Linked DNA regions of Homo sapiens: regions 1, 3, 4 and 5 are each linked to region 2. A link is a contact called in ENCODE Hi-C data. All regions are on one chromosome and are shown on one strand. Each heading gives the region's core, a stretch centred on a gene start or an enhancer-like site at or near the end of the contact. The rest is flanking DNA. Distances are from core to core; before and after follow the strand shown. Region 1 holds the start of AKIRIN2 (akirin 2). Region 2 holds the start of TTK (TTK protein kinase). Region 3 holds the start of EEF1A1 (eukaryotic translation elongation factor 1 alpha 1). Region 4 holds the start of SYNCRIP (synaptotagmin binding cytoplasmic RNA interacting protein). Region 5 holds the start of OGFRL1 (opioid growth factor receptor like 1).

Region 1 (2,700 bases), core at 34-2,533, 7.7 Mb before region 2:
CTCGGCCTCCCAGTGCTGGGATTACAGGCGTTAGCCACCGCGCCCGGCATCATTTTCTTTTCTTTTCATTTTTTTCAGACAGAGACTCGCTCTATCACCCAGGCTGGAGTGCAGTGGCAACATCTCGGCTCACTGCAACCTTCGCCTCCCGGGTTCAAATGATTCTCCTGTCTTAGCCTCCCGAGTAGCTGCGACTACAGGCGCGCGCCACCACGCTCGGCTAATTTTGTATTTTTAGTAGAGACGGGGTTTCACCATTTTGACCAGGCTGGTCTCGAACTCCTGACCTCAGGAAGATCCGCCTGCCTCGGCCTCCCAAAGTGCTGGGATAACAGGCGTGAGTCACCATGCCCGGCTACACAGATCACTTTCTAAATTAGCGCTGTATTTGATTCTTATTTTAGGTATGTGACTAAAAGTACAACTTCTAGAAACACTTTTTTCCCCTTCCGCTTACAAAATGGATCCATCCAATATCTATTACCTAAACATTTCACTGTCTTTTGATTAGTTTTGTAACAAAGTTCACAATATATGCACCAATATTCAACAGAAGTAATGCAATGTCTGATACCACTTGCTTTTTACCCAACGCAAAACAATTTGATTCTGTAAGTCGTTCAAGTCCTATTCATTTACAGAAGCAAAGCTGGCTTTACAGAATTTCATTAGTGGATGAAGCAGCTACCTCCGAAGGGTAGAGCATCGAGTTGAATCAAGGATCCTGTAACCTGATACTATTACTGTTGTTCTGTCTGCCAGTCCTAAATAGGTTTCATAATCTCATTATCTCCTATCCTCTCCATGTGAAAGGTCTTGTTTTGGGTACTGTCGCTACCGAAATTAAGCTAACTTTGACTAGAGATTGGTTTATTATATTTCCCAGATCTGAAATCACTGTGGGAGCAACTATACGGAGAATCTTAAAAGATTTCTATGTCGCTTAGCCTGCTTTTGCCACGGGTTCGCTTTCCCATCTCCCACTGTCTCAGAACCTTCTCTTTTTTTCTCTTTTGCTTAGTTCCTCTTACACTCAAGCTGTGTAGGGGGATTTAAATTCCAACCCGGAACTCGGAATCGCGCGCCTTGCATGACGGAAGTCGTAGTTTCTGTGACTCCTCCCTTCCCGCCTTTCAAGCCGATTCCTCCCGGTACCTAAAAACTACAACTCCCAAAATGCATCCCCGGTTTGGCCCGCCCCCGTGCGCAAGCGCTCTGAGGCCGCCGGATTTGAATCGGCGGCGTTGTTATTGACGCCATATTGGGGCCGGCGGCGGGTGGGAGAGTTCTACGAGGGAGGGGAAGCGGTTGGACGTGTTCGCTTGGGTTCCTGCTGCGGCAGCTACCTCGCAATCTCTCTGCATCGATCGCCGCTCGCAAGCTACTGACCGTACTCGGGCGTATTAGGAGCCGCGTTCCAGCCTCACACCCCACGGTGCTGTTTTCGACTTCAGAAAGGATCTAGTCTCAGCACAGAAGCGCCTCAGGCGCGGCGCAAAGCTCGAGCGGACGGCGGGGGCGGCCGGAGCCTCTCTCGGGGGAGCCGCGCCTGAGGAGGCGGAAGAACCCCCCTGACGCGACTGGCGTGTGCTTCTGCCCGCCACCGCCCCTCCCGCTCTCACCCGGGCCGTCCCTGGCCACTGCCCCTGCCGCGGAGGCAGCGGCGGCAGCGGCTCTCCTTTCCACAGCCGGCGCTCCGCGACCCGCTTGGCTCCTGAGCCCGTCGGGTAGGCTCTCCTCGAGTTCCCGCTCTTCACCCCTTCCCTCACCCTCTTCTTTCGTCACCCGTCCCCGACCCCACCCGAGCCCGGCGCCTCAGCTGCCCCCGGCCATGGCGTGCGGAGCCACTCTGAAAAGGACTCTGGATTTCGACCCGCTGTTGAGCCCGGCGTCCCCGAAGCGCAGGCGATGTGCGCCATTGTCGGCGCCCACCTCGGCCGCTGCCTCCCCGTTGTCGGCGGCCGCGGCCACCGCCGCCTCCTTCTCCGCTGCGGCCGCCTCGCCGCAGAAGTATCTCCGAATGGAGCCATCCCCCTTCGGCGACGTCTCCTCCCGCCTCACCACAGGTGGGACCCGGCCCCGCGGCCGCCGGGGTAGTGGAGAGAACTGGGAACAGGGGTCCTGGGGTGTGGGATGCGGCCCCTGGGGTGGGGGTGCCGGACTGTGTGGTTCTTGTTCTTAGCAAAGTAGTAGGGCAGCCACGTTTTTCACTAGGTCCTCGTAGCCCGAGGACCTAATAAGACACAATAGAAATGGGCTGATGTCAAGGGGATAGTGTTTGGAGGTGGGTAGGGGCTTTGCCTTGCCCGTATTGGGTAGAACAGGGACATCTTTTTCTTTGGGCCGAATGATTGGAATTGTTTCCGTAGTCGCTGGAGCCCCAGCGGAAATGATCAGAGAGGACGATATTATTCGTAAATTTAGGCGAAAGGGTCACATTTCACCCCAATCTGGATGTGTGCTTGCCGTAATCGATTGGTTGCAGCTATTAACTCTGGGACTGGGTGGTTTGAGGCGAGGCTACAGCCCCTCCTTCAGTTCAGACACGGCTGATTTTAGTATAGTGGGGGTGGGGGGTGGGGGATGGATGTCACTAGGGCGAGATCTAGGCCTGTCATTAATCACCCACAAGAACGCCACTTTGGCTGAGTCAAGACCTGTTTCCCTAGCAGGGTCAACAACAAAGAAAATGCTCTTCCC
Region 2 (2,700 bases), core at 154-2,653:
AGTACTATATCTTTACCTTAGAGGATACCCAACAAACAGTTACTAACTTAAAAGAAAAGAAAAACTCACCTGTAGTATCAGCAGAAATTTTATTCAAGCTTAGTTCATCAGTAAGGTCTTCATTTTTAAACTTATTTTTAATGTCTCTCACTTTGTTCATTATGGAATCAATTGTCAATTCTCTGCCACTTAAATCCTCGGATTCCATTTCTAAGAAAAAAACTGAACAGTCATAACTCCTACTTTAACTAGCATCAAAGAAAAAAATGCACTAGCTTTTTAGAACCCAGACGACTAAAGCATTCGTTTTGTGAACACATCTAAATGCAGCTATTATTAGGCTAGTATTAATGGAGGTAAGTGCACAACAACAAGGTACACATCTTTGTAATTTATTCACCAAGGTTTCATAGGCCAAGTATACTTTTTCCCCCAATATAACATCAATGACGTCACACTGTAGAAATCTGCAAATTTAGTGTCACTTAAAAAAAATATGATAGAGTGTTTGCTTGGATTTTGGTAGCGACATACACATAAAGATTGCTTGGATTCTGGTAGTGACATAGACATAAAGAATTCGTTTGGCAATGGGAATAACAATTCCTTTATTCGCCTGCTTTACTTGAGTAAATCTTCCAGTGCAAGTGCTTTCAAAGCAGAATATAAACATGATGGGGCTTTACTGATAATTAGGAAATCCGCAGATTTATTCTTGTGCATATCTAGCAGAATCACGATTTGCTACCTTAATCTAACACTAAGAAACTATTGTACTGGTACTGAGCACTTGCTTATCTGCATGGTGGTGGTGTTTGTTCAATAAAGTGTCTGCAGTCTTATTGTTAATCGTATCTTTGTGACTCTCAAACACCAACTCAGTGTCACTGATAACAATGCTGCCCCGTCTTCAGGTTTAACAATGAAAAAAAGTCATAAAGTTGCAGCAAGGTATCACTCCACCTCTTAAGTCAGGTTTGAAAGATAACTGTCAGATCACGGCCACCCGCTTCTTTCCCAGTTCTAACCCCCAAAACAAGAGAGACTGTCCTTTGGAAAACGATCTTGTGCGCAGGTACCCCACCACCCCTTCTTTCCAGCGTGGGCCACACCCACTTCTTACTTCCTCAACAAAACCTCCTGCATCACCCCACCGGCCAGACCCGCTGAGGCAGTGAGACATCCCCTCCCCCTCCAGCTCGTTTAGCCGCGTCGCATACCTGGCTCCGAGCTGCCCCCACCTCGCCCCACCCCTCACCGACCAGCGCTAACAATGAGCCCCTACACCGGCTGCGGCTGTTCCTCAGTGCGCCGGTGCACCGGTAAGACAGAACTTACCTACAGAAAGCTGCGCTGGGGAAATGAAAAGATGGAACCCAAACTCCTTTCCGCAAACACGTTTGAATTTCCCCGTCGCTATCACTACGGTCTCCTATTGGTCAATGCTAGCCACGTAGAAGCGACAGTCGTGATTGGTTCTTGTGCGACGGGGGCCGCCCCTCCTCCTGCGTCAGGCTAGGCCCGCCCCGGAAGAGCCTGCGGCCGCGACCCCACCCGTGCGGCGCCTGGGTTGGTAGGGTGCTGGCACTTTGCAGGCGTTCCCCGGACGCCCGTGGGCGGGCTTTCCTGGTCTTTCCAGTTTAACCAGGCCGAATTTTTGCCTGGGAGGTAGCCACTCCCGAGCAAACCTACCCAGTGAGAGGAATATAGGGGCAGGGACGGCTGCTCCTAGCATCAGGACCTAAAAGATGCACCTTGGGCCGGCCCTTTACTGACCCCACCGCCACCCTTCTCCTTCGTTTCCCGCGGTTCTCACAGCCTGGCTTAGAGAGGATGTGGCAAGAAAGGATCTTTCACTGAGCTACGTTCAGCCCTGCCGCCAGCTCAAGAATTTCAGTGCTTTTTATCCTTGAGCTTCTGCTTATGCCCTTCCATTATCCTTAAATGACTCCACGCTCTGTCTTCAAGCCAAGACCCTCCCCCTTGTCAAAATTCTGCGCAGAACTCAAGCGCCCATCGTGATTGCCCTGTCTGAAGTCGCCTTATCGGCCCCCCTCCCTCGAAGCCTGCCCCACTTAAGGGCTCAGGTGTCCTCAGGGGTAAAAACATCTCCCTAGTAATAATCTTCGCGGGTGCGAGGCTCTGCCGCTAAGTGGCTTTGTGGTCCAGGGCAACGGTTACTCCTCGTCTGCAAAACTAAAAGGGATGTGTCTGTTGTGCCAGCATTATGACATATATTCTGTGGTAGGACGGGTTGGTTTTGTGTATGTATAGGAAACTAACTGCAGCTGTCACTTGTTAACTCCAAAGCTATCCTTAGAACCCTCACATTCCCAGCTCTGGATAGCCACCCAGCTAGCGTGAGAGCCCTTCTCAATCACTTAATGCATCTTTCTGTGTCAGCTAGCTAGTATTTCTGCTTCAGCAGAGCAAAATGACTTGCTATACCATGGTTGGCTAATCACTTACCTTTGCACCATTGCATCTAATGCTTCTGCCTGGAAAGAGTTTATTATTCCTCCAATTCTCGTTGATCTGTTTGCGGCCTGATCACAAAGCTTGCATTTTCCTTAAAATACTGTTGCTGGATGACCTCACCCTAACACTTCTTTCTGTACTCTCGTTTGGTGGTCTCCTTCAGTCTTCTATTTTTAAATACCATCTATATGTTGATGGCTCCCAAATGTGTATCATTAGCTG
Region 3 (2,700 bases), core at 161-2,660, 6.5 Mb after region 2:
CTTAGCGTTGGCCACATAGTAGGTTCTCAAATACTTGTTAATAAATAAGTTTGTTCGAGAAGCTGGGCAATGATATTCTACAGCTGGAAGAAGAAACATAATGATCTAGTAATTAGCTCATTAAAAATAAACGTTCTTCTTTCCTCAGAGGAGCATTTCCCAAGGCCTGCCTTGATAGCCATCCAAAAAGGCCAAGCTCATCCAATCTTGCCCTAGATTTATGCTAAAATGCAGTTACAATCGATAGGATGACAGAAAACGACAGCACTTATTTAAATATAATAGGCACTTATTTAAATAGGAGAAGCTGTGACTTCATAGCAAGTGTTGGGGTTAGGAAACTGGGTGGATAAACTTGCTGATGCTGTAGATCTTAGCCTCTACATGAGATCATGTGGAAAATCTGAAAGCATTTTAGGTTCCTTATGTTTGCAATCAAATAACTGTACACCTTTTAATTTAAAAAGTACCATGAGGCACACACACACACTCGCAGGAACTTTTTGGCGTAACAAAACTAGAATTAGATCTAAAGCTAACTGTAGGACTGAGTCTATTCTAAACTGAAAGCCTGGACATCTGGAGTACCAGGGGGAGATGACGTGTTACGGGCTTCCATAAAAGCAGCTGGCTTTGAATGGAAGGAGCCAAGAGGCCAGCACAGGAGCGGATTCGTCGCTTTCACGGCCATCGAGCCGAACCTCTCGCAAGTCCGTGAGCCGTTAAGGAGGCCCCCAGTCCCGACCCTTCGCCCCAAGCCCCTCGGGGTCCCCGGGCCTGGTACTCCTTGCCACACGGGAGGGGCGCGGAAGCCGGGGCGGAGGAGGAGCCAACCCCGGGCTGGGCTGAGACCCGCAGAGGAAGACGCTCTAGGGATTTGTCCCGGACTAGCGAGATGGCAAGGCTGAGGACGGGAGGCTGATTGAGAGGCGAAGGTACACCCTAATCTCAATACAACCTTTGGAGCTAAGCCAGCAATGGTAGAGGGAAGATTCTGCACGTCCCTTCCAGGCGGCCTCCCCGTCACCACCCCCCCCAACCCGCCCCGACCGGAGCTGAGAGTAATTCATACAAAAGGACTCGCCCCTGCCTTGGGGAATCCCAGGGACCGTCGTTAAACTCCCACTAACGTAGAACCCAGAGATCGCTGCGTTCCCGCCCCCTCACCCGCCCGCTCTCGTCATCACTGAGGTGGAGAAGAGCATGCGTGAGGCTCCGGTGCCCGTCAGTGGGCAGAGCGCACATCGCCCACAGTCCCCGAGAAGTTGGGGGGAGGGGTCGGCAATTGAACCGGTGCCTAGAGAAGGTGGCGCGGGGTAAACTGGGAAAGTGATGTCGTGTACTGGCTCCGCCTTTTTCCCGAGGGTGGGGGAGAACCGTATATAAGTGCAGTAGTCGCCGTGAACGTTCTTTTTCGCAACGGGTTTGCCGCCAGAACACAGGTAAGTGCCGTGTGTGGTTCCCGCGGGCCTGGCCTCTTTACGGGTTATGGCCCTTGCGTGCCTTGAATTACTTCCACGCCCCTGGCTGCAGTACGTGATTCTTGATCCCGAGCTTCGGGTTGGAAGTGGGTGGGAGAGTTCGAGGCCTTGCGCTTAAGGAGCCCCTTCGCCTCGTGCTTGAGTTGAGGCCTGGCTTGGGCGCTGGGGCCGCCGCGTGCGAATCTGGTGGCACCTTCGCGCCTGTCTCGCTGCTTTCGATAAGTCTCTAGCCATTTAAAATTTTTGATGACCTGCTGCGACGCTTTTTTTCTGGCAAGATAGTCTTGTAAATGCGGGCCAAGATCTGCACACTGGTATTTCGGTTTTTGGGGCCGCGGGCGGCGACGGGGCCCGTGCGTCCCAGCGCACATGTTCGGCGAGGCGGGGCCTGCGAGCGCGGCCACCGAGAATCGGACGGGGGTAGTCTCAAGCTGGCCGGCCTGCTCTGGTGCCTGGCCTCGCGCCGCCGTGTATCGCCCCGCCCTGGGCGGCAAGGCTGGCCCGGTCGGCACCAGTTGCGTGAGCGGAAAGATGGCCGCTTCCCGGCCCTGCTGCAGGGAGCTCAAAATGGAGGACGCGGCGCTCGGGAGAGCGGGCGGGTGAGTCACCCACACAAAGGAAAAGGGCCTTTCCGTCCTCAGCCGTCGCTTCATGTGACTCCACGGAGTACCGGGCGCCGTCCAGGCACCTCGATTAGTTCTCGAGCTTTTGGAGTACGTCGTCTTTAGGTTGGGGGGAGGGGTTTTATGCGATGGAGTTTCCCCACACTGAGTGGGTGGAGACTGAAGTTAGGCCAGCTTGGCACTTGATGTAATTCTCCTTGGAATTTGCCCTTTTTGAGTTTGGATCTTGGTTCATTCTCAAGCCTCAGACAGTGGTTCAAAGTTTTTTTCTTCCATTTCAGGTGTCGTGAAAACTACCCCTAAAAGCCAAAATGGGAAAGGAAAAGACTCATATCAACATTGTCGTCATTGGACACGTAGATTCGGGCAAGTCCACCACTACTGGCCATCTGATCTATAAATGCGGTGGCATCGACAAAAGAACCATTGAAAAATTTGAGAAGGAGGCTGCTGAGGTATGTTTAATACCAGAAAGGGAAAGATCAACTAAAATGAGTTTTACCAGCAGAATCATTAGGTGATTTCCCCAGAACTAGTGAGTGGTTTAGATCTGAATGCTAATAGTTAAGACCTTACTTATGAAATAATTTTGCTTT
Region 4 (2,700 bases), core at 201-2,700, 5.6 Mb before region 2:
AACACAGACATTTTTCTCAAAGTTGTTCTAACCACGCAGCTTTGTGCTGTTTCAAGTTGCTCAAACTGTGCCAGGAGGAAGCCCTTAACTGCTTAAAAGGCCAGGGACTGAAACGGAGTATTGCACAACCCTTCACCACCGGGCGGTTTCGCTTCCAAATCTGGCCTTCGTGTCATCCCAAGGCAGGAGCCGCTCCTCGCTCCACTGGAGCCAGCCCCGTTCCCCCTTCAAAAGCAGCCGGGGTTTCCGCGTCCAAGCCTGGGGCGCCCCTCCCTTCGCCGAAGGTTCCCGTGAAAGCGGAGCCGCGCGGCTGCGAGGAGGGCCCACTGTCCAGTTGGGGAGATCGAGTCTCCAAGGGCGACTCTCGCACTCGAGTACCGCCAGTCCGGCGGACCAAAGGTCCGCGGGTCTCCGCGCCGCTCCCCTCCCCCTTGGCCCCATTGTCTGCCTCGCCCCGCCCCGGGGGACACGTGCGCCTGCAGCTTCCCGAGGAGGAGAGCGCGGGGCGGTGGCAGCGGCGTGGACACCGCCTGGAACGGCTACGCGGCCGCGGAGCCGGGGGCGGGGGCCGGGCGCGCACAGACCGGTGGGTGCCCTCCGGGAAGCGGCAGTCGCACTCAGCGCCCACAGCACTCTGCCCCGCCAGCCCCGGACCGGGCAGGGATGGGGCGGGCGGGAGCTCGGTGGGGGTGGCGTGCGCATGGTGTCGCGGGGAGGGGGTGGGGTGGGGCGGGGTGGGGAGATGCCAGTCTCCTGACAAAGGAAAACGAGTGGGACACGCTGAGCCGGCCCGCCCCGCCTGGAGGGGAGAGGGAGGGGGAGTGTCGGGAGGGGAAGGGGCGGGCCTTTCATTCAGTCTCGGCCCCTCGGCCGCCACCGTCGGAGCGGAAGGGCGGGGTCTTGTGCCTCCCCCACCCCCAACCCAAGGGGTGAGGAGCGGGGAAGGCGGCGCGGCGTGGGGGCGGAGCCCGCGGGCGCGCGTCCCGAGGCGTAGGCTACGTTGTCACGTCAGCGCGGGAGAGAGAAAGAGAGGAGCCGACTCGGCAGGGACTGGGGGACCGGGCCGAGAGTGCGAGCGAGCGAGGGAGGGAGTGAGGGAGCGTGCGAGCCAGAAGGGGAAAGGCGGCCACTCGTGCCTGAGCGACCGCAGAGGGGAGTGGGAGCAGTGGGGTAAAGGAGCGGGGGGCGGGAATAAGAAAGGCCGAGAGAAGGCGGACAGAGGCTAGTGGTGGTGGTGGTGGTAGGGGGAGAAGGAGGAGCTGGAGGAGGGCAGGGGCTGAGGGAGTGAGTGAAGCGGACGCGCGAGGGAGGGGAGGGAAGGGAAGGGAAGGGAAGGGGGGGTCACGCGGGGGCGCGCGCGCGCACCGGGAGCGCGCTCGGAGGCGAGTGGAACTGGATCGGGTTTGCTGCCAGCGGCGTGAGCTTCGGCCGCCATTTTACAACAGCTCCACTCGCGCCGGACACAGGGAGCAGCGAGCACGCGTTTCCCGCAACCCGATACCATCGGACAGGATTTCTCCGCCTCAGCCCAACGGGGAGGTAACGACTGCCAGAACCTGGGTGTGGGAGGGGAGCTCCATGACATTGTGGAGTGAGCTGGGGGAGGGTGGCGCGGGTAGAAACCGGCTTTTCTGGAAAATGGATTCCAATGGGGAGAAGAGCACGTTGACTGGGGCTGCCTGGGAGTAGGCCGCGGCCCGCGCCGCCACTTCCTCCTTTCCATGTGCTGCTGCGGTTCGGGCTTTGTCTGCGGCGCTTTGGGAGGAGGCGCCTCCACGGTCCCGTGGCCCGCACGGACCGCGAGCGGCTTCAGAGTTGGTGCTGTCGTGGCGGTCGCCGCGGCGCGGGAGTGGGCGGAGAGGAGTGGGTCTTGTCCTGCAGCCGTGCGGCGAGCTTGGGCGGTGCTCACGGTCCCGCGGGCGTTGAGCCGTCCGCTGAACGCCCTCACGCTGCTGGGTTGCCGGGCAGGCGTCGCAGTCACTGCACGGAAGGGTAAGGGGTGGGGACCTGCACAGCGCGCCACGGGTCACGTCTCGGCCGGGCGGGCGGCCGGGGGTCGTCGGCGCCCGGGGAGCGCCAGGGGCGGAGAGCCATGTGTCACGGCGGAGACGGCGGCGCTGGGGGGCGGGGAGAGCCTGTGGCCTGGCGCCGCCGGTGCCTCGGTGTTCAGGGGAGAGATTGTGCTGCTGCAGCTTTCTGGGGGCTCCGACCGCGGCTTCGGGTTGATGTTGGGAACCAGTGATGGTCGTCTTGGTTTGGGATTCGTTGGGTTGCCGTTGAAGGAAGTTGTAGGACATTGGAAGGCGCAGAGCACGTGTTTCTAATGGGCTCCTGGCGGCCGCAGTGGTGAGACTGCCGCTCTGGGTGCGGAGTCAGGGGCGGGCTTTGGGGTGCGGGGTTAAAGGGTGGAGAAATTGGGTGGTGGGAAGGTGGCTTGTATGAGCGCTTTGTTCTTCGCTGGCTGTTGTTACCGATCTATAAGCGGCAGGCGGGAAAAGCGCGCACTTTGGGGGTTTATCTTTGAGAGAGAGGAGCCCAGTTTTGCTTTCTCCACACACACCTCATTTTCCGAACGGGCACAGCTGCATGTGGCACGCTGGCTCGTACCCGTGCTGATTGGGCTCTATTTGTAATATGGTTTTTCCTAGGGAGTGTTAGCAGGTGAGTCAGGGGTGGTGCTGAGGAAGAATATGGTGAATC
Region 5 (2,700 bases), core at 1-2,500, 8.7 Mb after region 2:
GCGGTGTTAGCTGTAATATTTAGGTTATGATTCCCCCAAAACCCTGTGGTCACATTGGACTTTGGGCTCCATTTTCCCAATCTCCATCGCCCCTAGCTGATAAAGAGAAGGGCCTAATGTGGAGCGGCAAACCTGAACCACCTCCAGGATGCACACTTCTTCAGGGGGTCGGCTACATATTTCCTCCTTTTTAAAGTTCCTGATTATTTTCAGTCCATCAGAGGTTAAGGGGCTTATCTCTTGACTAACCTCTCCTCCAAGCTGTATTAGTCAAACAGTTCAAACACAGTTGGATCAACAAGTCTTCTGGTGAAATAAGATTCGTGAAGAATGCCCTGAATCCTAGGTTGAAAGGCCTGAGTTGGGCAGAACAGTGACGTATGAACTTCAGATGAGGGCCTACACTTCTGACGGCTTAGACCCCACTGTAGGGGAGAGCGCTGGCTGCTTGCACTTGTAGCCCCACCTTATTCTGAGTAATTTTTTTTTTTTTTTTTTTTTTTTTTTTTTTTACCAATAACACACACTAGAGGGGTTGTCAAAATCCTCTATTTTTAGACAGGTTCCTCCCACCCCACCTTCGCATAATCCAGCTGCTCTGCAGAGGCAAAGAAAACACCCATTCAAGTTGGGTTCTGCCTTGAGGGACTTCCTCGCCGTGCCCTCGGCCAGGCCCCAGGCCGGCAGTGGGAGGGTCCGGCGCTTTGGGCTCCTGCAGGCCCCCGGGCTCCACCGGGAGACAGGTCAGCCGCGGCGCGGAGGGGTCGGGTCGCAGCGGCGAGCAGCCACCTGGCGCCCCTGGCCTCCGAGCGCGAGGGCGGCTTGGCACTTGCCCCTCTGGGGTGTCGGGGCGCCCCAGCCCGACCCGAGGCCACCGCTGGGCCGCGTACCTGCTCGGCGCCCGCCGCCTCGGCGTCCTCGTCCGGCGCGGGGCTGGCGCCGGGCCGCCCGCCGGCTTGCTCCGGGGGCTGCGCGGGCTGCTCGGACTCCTGCCCCGGGCCCTCGCTGCCGCCGCCCGGCCCTGGTTCTTCGGGCTCGGGCTCCGAGTCGGTCTGCCAGGTGGAGTCGCAGTCCTCCACGGTGGTGGGCTCGCGGAAGCTGACCCCGCCGAGCAGGTTGCCCATTGAAGAGGCGGCGGCGGGCGCGGGGCTGCGGGGCTGCGGGGCGCAAGCTGCGGCAGGCGCTCTAGGGCCCGGGCATGGCCGCGGCGAGGGCGCTGGGCGGCAGCCTAGGCGCGCCCGCCCCGCACTGCCTCAGCGCGGCGAGCGGCGGACAGGCACCCTCGCGGGGAGGAGCCGGCGGCCCCGGGACCGCCGCCGCGCGCGCCTGAACCCGCCCATCCGGCTCCTTCTCCTCCCCACAGGCGGGAGCTGCCGCCGCCCAGAGCCCCCAGGGGAGCCAACTGCGGCCCCCAGCCGAGCGCCACCGGCCCCAGGCCGCGCCTCCCTTCCACGTTTCTCCCCGGAACACCTGCCTTCACGCGGCCCCCGGCGGCCCCCGGAGTGGATTGGGGTCGGCTACTACCCTCGCCGCCCGGAGCCGGGGGACGCCCTCCCGGGGCATCTCCCAGCTGAGCGGGATGAGGGATCCCGCCCAGCTCCTGGAGCTGAGGACTGGCGTGGACGTGGTGTCGAAGAGGTGTCACCGTCAGCAGGCGGGTCCTGTCCACACCCCCTCCCCCTCTCCCTGGTCCAGGAGGAAGACACTTTAGCTGCAGCAGAGGACAAAAGCTGATGGTGCCGGGCACCATATAAACAGGAAATCCCAGCTGCCACAACTGTACTTAGGGCAGCCACCTAGAGTCCTTGTGGTCTAGAAAAAGTCAGAGCTATCAGTCACCTCATCTAATGAGCAATCGCTCGTGAAACAAAAGGAACAGTAACAACTGGACCATCACATTGATTTGCGGGTAACCTTACACCCACTACAAATTGGTGCTCCGTGTAGGCAAAAATCTCAGAATCAGTAGAACAGATGGGCTGTTTCTAATGGAAGAAGCCTCGGCCCTGTGGTCTGTTCTGCAAATGAAAGGAGGAGGGAGAACTGTGTTAGGGAAGTTCTTTCTTTTTTCTGTTCTGTTCTGTTCTGTTCTGTTCTGTTCTGTTCTGTTCTGTTCTGTTCTGTTCTGTTGTTCTGTTCTTTCTTTTCTTTCTTTTTGAGACAGAGTCTCCCTCTGTTGCCCAGGCTGCAGTGCAGAGGCGCGATCTCGGCTCACTGCAACCTCCGCCTCCTGGTTTCAAGCAATTCTCCTGCCTCAGCCTCCCAATAGCTGGGATTACAGGCATAAGCCTATAGAAGTACGTAAAGATAAGGTAGTATTATCAAATATGTGACCCAGAGAAAAGTGACTGTTGTAAAATGTGTCTTCTGGCTTTCTAACTAGAAGGGAAGCCTCTTTGCAGGCAGCCCCCGTCTGAAAGTGTGTCTGTATTTACAGTGCTGTCAACTTGGTGGATGCTCAGTAAACATTTGTTAAATATGGACTAAGAAAGATGAGCTAGATATTTGAAGATTAAACTGTTGAACTTGGAATGAATAGTTTCTTTTCAAATGTTTCATGATGAAGTAGGAAGCCAAATCATGTTAGATGGACTGTTTCTAAGGGAAGAATCAGGTAAACCAGCTGCCTATTCCATGGATAAATCAGGATTACCTAAGCTCTTCATGCACTGCAACAAGACATCTAGGCTGTAGCTCTGT

What was found. Hi-C counts contacts between places; a loop is a spot of excess contacts on that map. Pooled maps may share reads with other maps.
Region 1: a loop to region 2 is called in a pooled map, with 3 times the contacts of the local background. The contact joins the promoter of AKIRIN2 here to the promoter of TTK in region 2. A Hi-C loop is called at or near these places in 2 of 50 pooled maps.
Region 3: a loop to region 2 is called in a pooled map, with 13 times the contacts of the local background. The contact joins the promoter of EEF1A1 here to the promoter of TTK in region 2. A Hi-C loop is called at or near these places in 7 of 50 pooled maps.
Region 4: a loop to region 2 is called in a pooled map, with 28 times the contacts of the local background. The contact joins the promoter of SYNCRIP here to the promoter of TTK in region 2. A Hi-C loop is called at or near these places in 7 of 50 pooled maps.
Region 5: a pooled map shows a loop between it and region 2 (6-fold over the local background). The contact joins the promoter of OGFRL1 here to the promoter of TTK in region 2. A Hi-C loop is called at or near these places in 3 of 50 pooled maps.

Annotation. Positions count from the first base shown.
Region 1 is chr6:87,700,816-87,703,515 of GRCh38, reverse strand. AKIRIN2 (akirin 2) reads left to right here and starts at 1,283. Exons shown (of 5, transcript NM_018064.4): 1 at 1,283-2,066. The coding sequence starts at 1,832. RefSeq lists enhancers at 712-1,021, 1,332-1,391 and silencers at 1,552-1,721, 1,902-2,111.
Region 2 is chr6:80,003,352-80,006,051 of GRCh38, reverse strand. It overlaps TTK (TTK protein kinase), which reads right to left and starts at 1,403. Exons shown (of 22, transcript NM_003318.5): 1 at 1,339-1,403; 2 at 70-210. The coding sequence starts at 208. RefSeq lists enhancers at 1,802-1,921, 1,492-2,366.
Region 3 is chr6:73,519,742-73,522,441 of GRCh38, reverse strand. It overlaps EEF1A1 (eukaryotic translation elongation factor 1 alpha 1), which reads left to right and starts at 1,410. Exons shown (of 8, transcript NM_001402.6): 1 at 1,410-1,442; 2 at 2,386-2,559. The coding sequence starts at 2,416. RefSeq lists a silencer at 653-882 and enhancers at 605-1,427, 1,463-1,542, 1,593-1,702, 1,428-2,249, 1,993-2,292 and 1 more.
Region 4 is chr6:85,641,636-85,644,335 of GRCh38, reverse strand. It overlaps SYNCRIP (synaptotagmin binding cytoplasmic RNA interacting protein), which reads left to right and starts at 1,450. Exons shown (of 11, transcript NM_006372.5): 1 at 1,450-1,539. RefSeq lists silencers at 371-1,390, 1,981-2,130, 2,351-2,400.
Region 5 is chr6:71,287,361-71,290,060 of GRCh38, reverse strand. OGFRL1 (opioid growth factor receptor like 1) reads right to left here and starts at 1,250. Exons shown (of 7, transcript NM_024576.5): 1 at 891-1,250. The coding sequence starts at 1,124. The region is part of intron 3 of LOC124901339 (a long non-coding RNA gene); the gene reads left to right. RefSeq lists a silencer at 538-1,597.